Regions from separate parts of the Homo sapiens genome. Here region 1 is linked to region 2. A link is a contact called in ENCODE Hi-C or POLR2A ChIA-PET data. All regions are on one chromosome and are shown on one strand. The core of a region is the stretch at or near the end of the contact, and the rest is flanking DNA. Distances in the headings are between cores, read along the strand shown. Region 1 overlaps AGPAT3 (1-acylglycerol-3-phosphate O-acyltransferase 3). Region 2 overlaps AGPAT3 (1-acylglycerol-3-phosphate O-acyltransferase 3).

Region 1 (3,253 bases), core at 120-2,619, 35 kb before region 2:
CACCCAAATATTGATAGTGATTAACTTGTGGTGAAGGCATCATAATTTTTATTTGATTTAGTATCTCATTTAAAAGATCCAAACTGCACAATCAATCTCTGCAAACAGAGCCAGGAGGCCTCACAAACCCCTCAGTGTGGGAATCAATGCTTTTCACTCCCACACTCGTGTGCGTATTTGAAGCGTGAAAGATTTCTGTTCTGGTTTCCTGCACAAAAGGAGCGACTCCCCAGGGGCTCCACCGGCTCCCCCTTTCCTTCTACGCACGTCTCACAGTTTCAGCAGGGAAGCCGGTGGCCCCCCTCCACTCTTGGCAGCACTCCTACTGAGCGGCCCTACAACCCCCGTGTGGAGGGGGAAACCCGAGACCCCAGTGTGGAGGGGAAAACCCGAGACCCCCATGTGCAGGGGGAAACCCGAGACCCCCGTGTGGAGGGGAAACCCCGTGTGGAGGGGGAAACCAGAGACCCCCGTGTGGAGGGGGAAACCCGAGACCCCCCTGTGGAGGGGGAAACCCGAGACCCCCGTGTGGAGGGGGAAACCCGAGATCCCTGTGTGCAGGGGGAAACCCGAGACCCCCGCGTGGAGGGGGAAACCCCGTGTGGAGGGGGAAACCCGAGACCCCCGTGTGGAGGGGGAAACCCGAGACCCCCGTGTGGAGGGGAAACCCGAGACCCCCCGTGTGGAGGGGAAACCCGAGACCCCCCGTGTGGAGGGGAAACCCTGGCAGTCAGGCTGGCGGTGCTGCCAACCCCTGACTTGGTCCTCTGGAAGGGCACTGAGTGCACTCCCATGGGGCAAAGGGGTGGGCTCTGGAGTGGCACCAGCTGGCCTTCCACATTCCCAGGGCGGCCCCTGTTCCACACCGCCAGCTGCCCCCACTGTGGCCATTCTTGCACCCAGAGCAAGGCTCTCCATGGGCGCCCACCCCACCCGCCCATGAAACCCCCTGTCCCGACTCCACAGAGCGCCCTCCATACAGGCCCCCACCCTCTGCCTCTCAGGGATTTGCAGGCGCTGCCTTGAATGGCACTCGGGGGCCACAGATGCCAGTGTCACTCCCACCACCCTTGGACGTTCTCAACCTATGGGGCATTAAAAGTCACCTCTCCCAGACACTGGGCCCTTGGCTCCCCAGAAACCGTGGGGACAAGAGCTCTGGTCATGGTTTAGGAATGGGCCTGAAACACTTTCGCTCCTCCCCTCGAAAGGTGGAGGGGTCTTCTTCCCTTTCTGACTATGGCCTGGACTTGGTCATTGCATCTGATGAACAGCCTTGCAGAAATGTGCTACGTGATTGCCAAGGCTAGGTCACAAAAAGGACAGTTTCTGCCTGGCTCTGCTCCCAGGATGGCCACATCACAAGGATGTGTGAGCGGCAGGTCCTTCCTGCGCGGAAGGGGCTGACCTCCTACTCCTGAGGGGGCCACCTGGGAGGCAGGCCCTCTGGCCCTGGTCAAACCTTCAGATGAGCCCAGCCCTGGCCTCAGCTCACCTGCAACCCCACAGCACCCAGCTAAGTCGCTCCTGAATTGCTGACTCCACACACTGTGGGGTTAAGGAGTTGTACTGTTTGATGCCCCCACACTGTGGGCTGATTCATTAAAGCAGCAACAGGAAATTAATACCCTAGACAGAAAGGACAGAAAAGACAAGGGGGCAACAAAAACACTTTTTATGGGCTTAACTTGTTCCACGGTCTGTGTTGAACACCTCTCACGCATTCCAGACTCTCAGATGACCCCAGCAGGATGCCATCACTGCCCCAGTTGACAGGTGAGCAAACAGAAGCACAGAGAGGCTTCGTGCATCATATGGGGCCACACAGGGAGTCAGCAGTAGAGCCAGTGCCAGTCCAGATAGCGAGGCTCAGAAGTCAGTGCTCGCCCAGACACACTGCAGCCCCCCCAGGGTGGGCAGGGGCCCCTTAGAGCAGAGCCTCAGACACGCTGGGCAGACCAGGCTTGCTGTTTCAGAACGCCTTTCTTGAGCTAGAGACGATATATTCGACCAGATCCTGAGTTGTACAGGGTGGGGGCCGCCCTGCAGCCCATCACCTGGCCCCCACCTGGCACACAGCAGAGCCCCAGGAGACCAGGTGGTCCTCACCCAGGGGCACACATCACTCCACACTGGCCCAGAAGAACCAGGGTCCCAAGAAGCCTGCTTGAGGGCCAGCACATCAGCTGTGATGCTCCGAGAAGCAGATGCCCGGGCTCCACAGCAGACCTGCTGATTCCGTTGCTACGGCGCAAAGTACAGGAATCTGATTTTTTTTTTTTTTTTTGAGACAGATTATCTCACTGTTGCCCAGGTTAGAGTGCTGTGGTGCCATCTTGGCTCACTGCAGCTTCCTGGGTTCAAGCAATTCTCATGCCTCAGCCTCCCGAGTAGCTGGGACCACAGGTATGCACCACCATGTCCAGCAAATTTTTGTATGTTTAGTAGAGATGGGGTTTCGCCATGTTGGCCAGGCTGGCCTCGATCTCCTGACCTCAGGTAATCCGCCCAACTCGACCTCCCAAAGCGCTGGGATTACAGGTGTGAGCCACCGCACCCAGTCATGACGTTTATTTTTAAAAATCAGATTCTCAGCCGGGCGCGGTGGCTCACACCTGTAATCTGAGCACTTTGGGAGGCCGAGGCAGGAAAATAGCTTGAACCTGGGAGGAGGAGGCTGCAGTGAGCTGAGATCGCACCACTGCACTCCAGCCTGGGTGACAAGAGTGAAACTCCATCTCAAAAAAGAAAAGAACTTCATCCAGGAATAAATAACACACGATTAAGATGGGTTTGCCGAGTGTCCGTGCATAGCGTTATGGGTGTTGACAAGCTAAGCCGCCTGTGACCCCACCACACTGCAACAGGGAACATTTCCATCCAAGTCCTTCCCCACCCAGCCTGACAATGCAGGTCAGCTTTCCAGCTCTATAGGTTAATTTACCTTTTCTAGAGGTTCACAAACACAGAATCCCATGGCATCTGGCCCAGCCGGTCCAGCGCGGTGCTTCTGAGACGGCCCCGGGACAGCACCCAGGGCGCATCCGTGGCTGCTGAGTGACCCCCACGGCATGGACGTGCCACGGTGATACGCTCCCTGCCGACAGGCAGCTGGCACCCAGCCTTTGGGGGCCACAGATAGAGCCGTGATGCACATTCACGTCCCAGCCTCTGTGTGGATGCAGCTTCCCCTCGAGAATCCACTTTATCAACCGTCCTCGGTGTCACAAAGCGGCCAGTCTCTGGTCCATCA
Region 2 (3,238 bases), core at 477-2,976:
AAATCTTTCTTTCCTTTTCACAGGGGACAAACTAACGAGTATTAAACTATAGATCCTGACATCAGCGCAGGCTGCTTCCCGAGGCGTTGCCCGGTCCCCGAGTGCATGAATCTGGAGGTACATGGAGTGCCCCCCAGACAGCGACTCCCCCCACCCCCTACTTCATGCCAGTGTCCCTTCCTGCAGCACAAGGAGCCCTGGGCACTGGTGGTGTGCTGGTGAGCACAGGTCCCCGAGGCTGCGAGCCTCATGGCACGCCTGGCTGGATTCCATCCCCTCTAGGAAAGAACCCAGTGCTCTCTGGGTTTGTTCTCCTTGTGCCAGCACAGACACCTGCAGCTGGTTTTCTTTGGGAAGCACACCCTTCACAAAGTCTAAAAACCCCGTGTGAGCATGGGGAGAAAGAAACAGGGACTCCTGACACAGAACAGACGCTCGCACCCCAGAGCCCGCCCCGCTGGGGACAGGCGCCCCATGCCCAGACCCCAGGCTGGCTCTGCCACCACCACTGGGCAGCCAGTCACATCACACAGCGAAAAAATGCAGCCAATCCTCATGGCAGCCCCTATGCTGACGGAGTGACCTGCCTGGCACGTGGCTCCTGAGCCACAGCCCCTGTGCTGGGAGACCCTACACTGACGGAGTGCCCTGCCTGGCACATGGCTCCTGAGCCACAGCCCCTGAGCTGGGAGACCCCATGGAAGCCCAGAGCACACTGTTGTTTCCCACAGAGCAGGTAGCTCCAGCCCAGACTTCAGCCTTTGGTCACAGGTCACAGACTGTGCCGGGGGGGACCCAGGCCCAGAGTCTCTGTGCCCCCTGCCATGCAGGCCTCTCTTCCAGGGACACAGGGACACTCTCCTCCACGTGCTGCCTGCCTTGAGGGTGGGGTTAAGGAGGGTCCCAGGGAGACTCTCCTCCACTCGCTGCCTGCCTTGAGGGTGGGGTTAAGGAGGGTCACAAGCCAGCAGCCTCCTTCGAGGACTGAAGCAGGTCCCTGCCTGGCTCGGCCCAGCGTCCTGGGGGCTGCACTCCTTCGCACGCACGCTTCCCCCCACGCTTCCTGTTTGCTGATGTGTTCACCATCCTCGCCTCGCCACCCCCACAAGAACAGGAGCCTCCTCCGTCACATCCACTCCTCGTCCCCAGGCTGAGAAAGGCCCTGATAAATGCATCACACACGTGCTCTGTGCGACTCCCCCACAAGCCTGGGCCTCCACATGCACCAAGGCCCCCGGGTGACTCATCCCCGTCCCCAGGTGACTTCCAAAAAAGGAAACCTTTTCCATTATAAAAAATCTCCCCCAAATAAGGAAGCCCACATTCTCACAACAATCTATCAAGTATTTGCTAAACCTTCACAAAAATGGCATCGAGAGACAGAGAAATCAGGAAAAGAATGTCCCAACACTCACACTGATGGTGACCCCCGGGGAGCTGTGAAATGTCCTCTCCACACTCACCCCACACCTTGGTGGGGGAGACAGGCCCGCCGTCCCCAGACACCCAGCTTGGGGTGGGAGGCTGTCAGGAGGTTAGTATCGTGTTAAAAAAGTAATTAACGCTTTATCCCTGGGGGAAAAAAAAAAGAGCTCAGAGAATCAACAGTGTGGAGCTAATTACTGATTAACAAAAGAACCACCACCAACCCCGGCTTTTGATTGCGGACCCAGCGAAGTGACTTCAAAGGCACCACAAAACTAACAAGCGCTCCAGGGCTGCTCATCACCTGGTGCAGCCCAGAGTCTCACCCGCAGGAAACAAACTCTTCTTTCCTTCTGTCCCCACATTCAACACTCAACACAGAATGCTCTGCTCACCAAAACGGGTGGGGATTTCGGCATCAGAAAATCCCATGGCGCCAGGGCTCGCCCTGGAGACTGCCCCACTTGTGACCTGTGCTCCTGACCACCGGGTCAGGATGCTGATCCTAGCTTGTGACCTGTGCTCCTGACCACCCGGCTAAGCTGGGGTTCCCACGGTGCCCTCCTTGAGTTTGATCATTTGCTAGGACGGCTCACAGAACTCTGGGAACACCGTCTACTGGTTTATTATAAAGGGTGTTATGAAGGATCCGGATGGACAGCTGGGCGGAGAGGAGCACAGGGCGAGGCCTGGGGTGTCCAGGGCACAGGAGTGTCCAGTGCTTCTGACTGACCAGCTACAGGGTGGCTTTCCAATGACTCCCCCTCAGGTTCAATTAATTTGCCAGAGCAGCTCACAGAACTCAGGGAGACACATTTACTGTTTTGTCTTGTTTTGTTTTTTTGAGGCAGAGTCTTGCTCTGTTGCCCAGGCTGGAATGCAGTGGCCCGATCTCGGCTCACTGCAAGCTCCGCCTCCAGGGTTCACGCCATTCTCCTGCCTCAGCCTGCTGAGTAGCTGGAACTACAGGTGCCCGCCACCACGCCCGGCTAAGTTTTTGTATTTTTAGTAGATATGGGGTTTCACCGTGGTCTTGATCTCCTGACCTCGTGATCTGCCCGCCTCAGCCTCCCAAAGTGCTGGGATTACAGGCGTGAGCCACCGCGCCTGGCCTCATTTACTGGTTTTTATAAAGGATGTTACAAAAGATACAGATGAAGAGATGCACAGGGTGAGGTATGGGGCAGGGAGCTCGGAGCTGCTGTACCCTCCCCAGGGCTCCACCCTCCGGGAACCTCCCCGTGCTTAGCAGCCTGCAAGCCCCCAAACGCTGTCCTTGAGGGAGTCTGTGGAGGCTTCATTACACAGGCACGATCGAGCAGAACACCGGCCACTGGTGATCCACTCCACCTCTGCGGGCTCCCTCCCCTCCCCAGAGGTCCACGGGTGGAGTCCCAACCTCTAATTACATGGTCAGTTGCCCTGGCAACCAGTCCCCCAGGAGGCTGTCCTGGAGCCCCAGCCACAGTCACCTCATTAGCAAAAAAAAAGACACTCAGCACTAAAGGTTGTAGGAGCTGTGTGCCCAGAGCCAGGGCCAGAGACCAAAGTATGTTTCTGATTACATCACACTATCACACTCACCAAGCATCACCTGCCCAGCTGCGCTGTCTCCTCTCAGCCGAGTCACACTCACACACACATTCAACACTCACACGCACACACACACTCTCACACTGACACATTCACGCTTTACACACACCCTTACACACACACACTCACTCACAATCTCTCACACACACACACACAGGGCTGAAGACATGATGAGTGTCCCAGCATGCAGTGGGGGAAGAAATGGACTAAAAAGACACAG

Evidence for each region. A loop is a pair of places that touch in the nucleus more often than their neighbours do. ChIA-PET counts read pairs that join two places held with the same protein, here RNA polymerase II (POLR2A). Pooled maps may share reads with other maps.
Region 1: a map of GM12878 shows a loop between it and region 2 (10-fold over the local background). The contact joins two enhancer-like sites. A Hi-C loop is called at or near these places in 2 of 168 maps with a recorded cell type or tissue (GM12878 and gastrocnemius medialis), 3 of 37 single-sample maps with no recorded cell type and 11 of 50 pooled maps. POLR2A ChIA-PET finds 5 or more read pairs at or near these places in 3 of 52 experiments (K562, Panc1 and activated T-cell).

What each region holds. Positions count from the first base shown.
Region 1 is chr21:43,954,934-43,958,186 of GRCh38, reverse strand. All of the region lies in intron 2 of AGPAT3 (1-acylglycerol-3-phosphate O-acyltransferase 3), which reads right to left. Among named protein-coding and RNA genes, the nearest start is that of TRAPPC10, 56 kb to the left of the region's middle. RefSeq lists an enhancer at 1,525-2,025. Within about 2 kb of position 1,369, at least 3 of the 41 ENCODE cell types and tissues checked have a DNase peak (open chromatin) inside an H3K27ac peak, as active enhancers do.
Region 2 is chr21:43,920,144-43,923,381 of GRCh38, reverse strand. The region is part of intron 2 of AGPAT3 (1-acylglycerol-3-phosphate O-acyltransferase 3); the gene reads right to left. Among named protein-coding and RNA genes, the nearest start is that of AGPAT3, 57 kb to the right of the region's middle. RefSeq lists enhancers at 175-1,072, 949-1,198, 1,540-1,834, 1,973-2,870, 2,871-3,238. Within about 2 kb of position 1,726, at least 2 of the 41 ENCODE cell types and tissues checked have a DNase peak (open chromatin) inside an H3K27ac peak, as active enhancers do.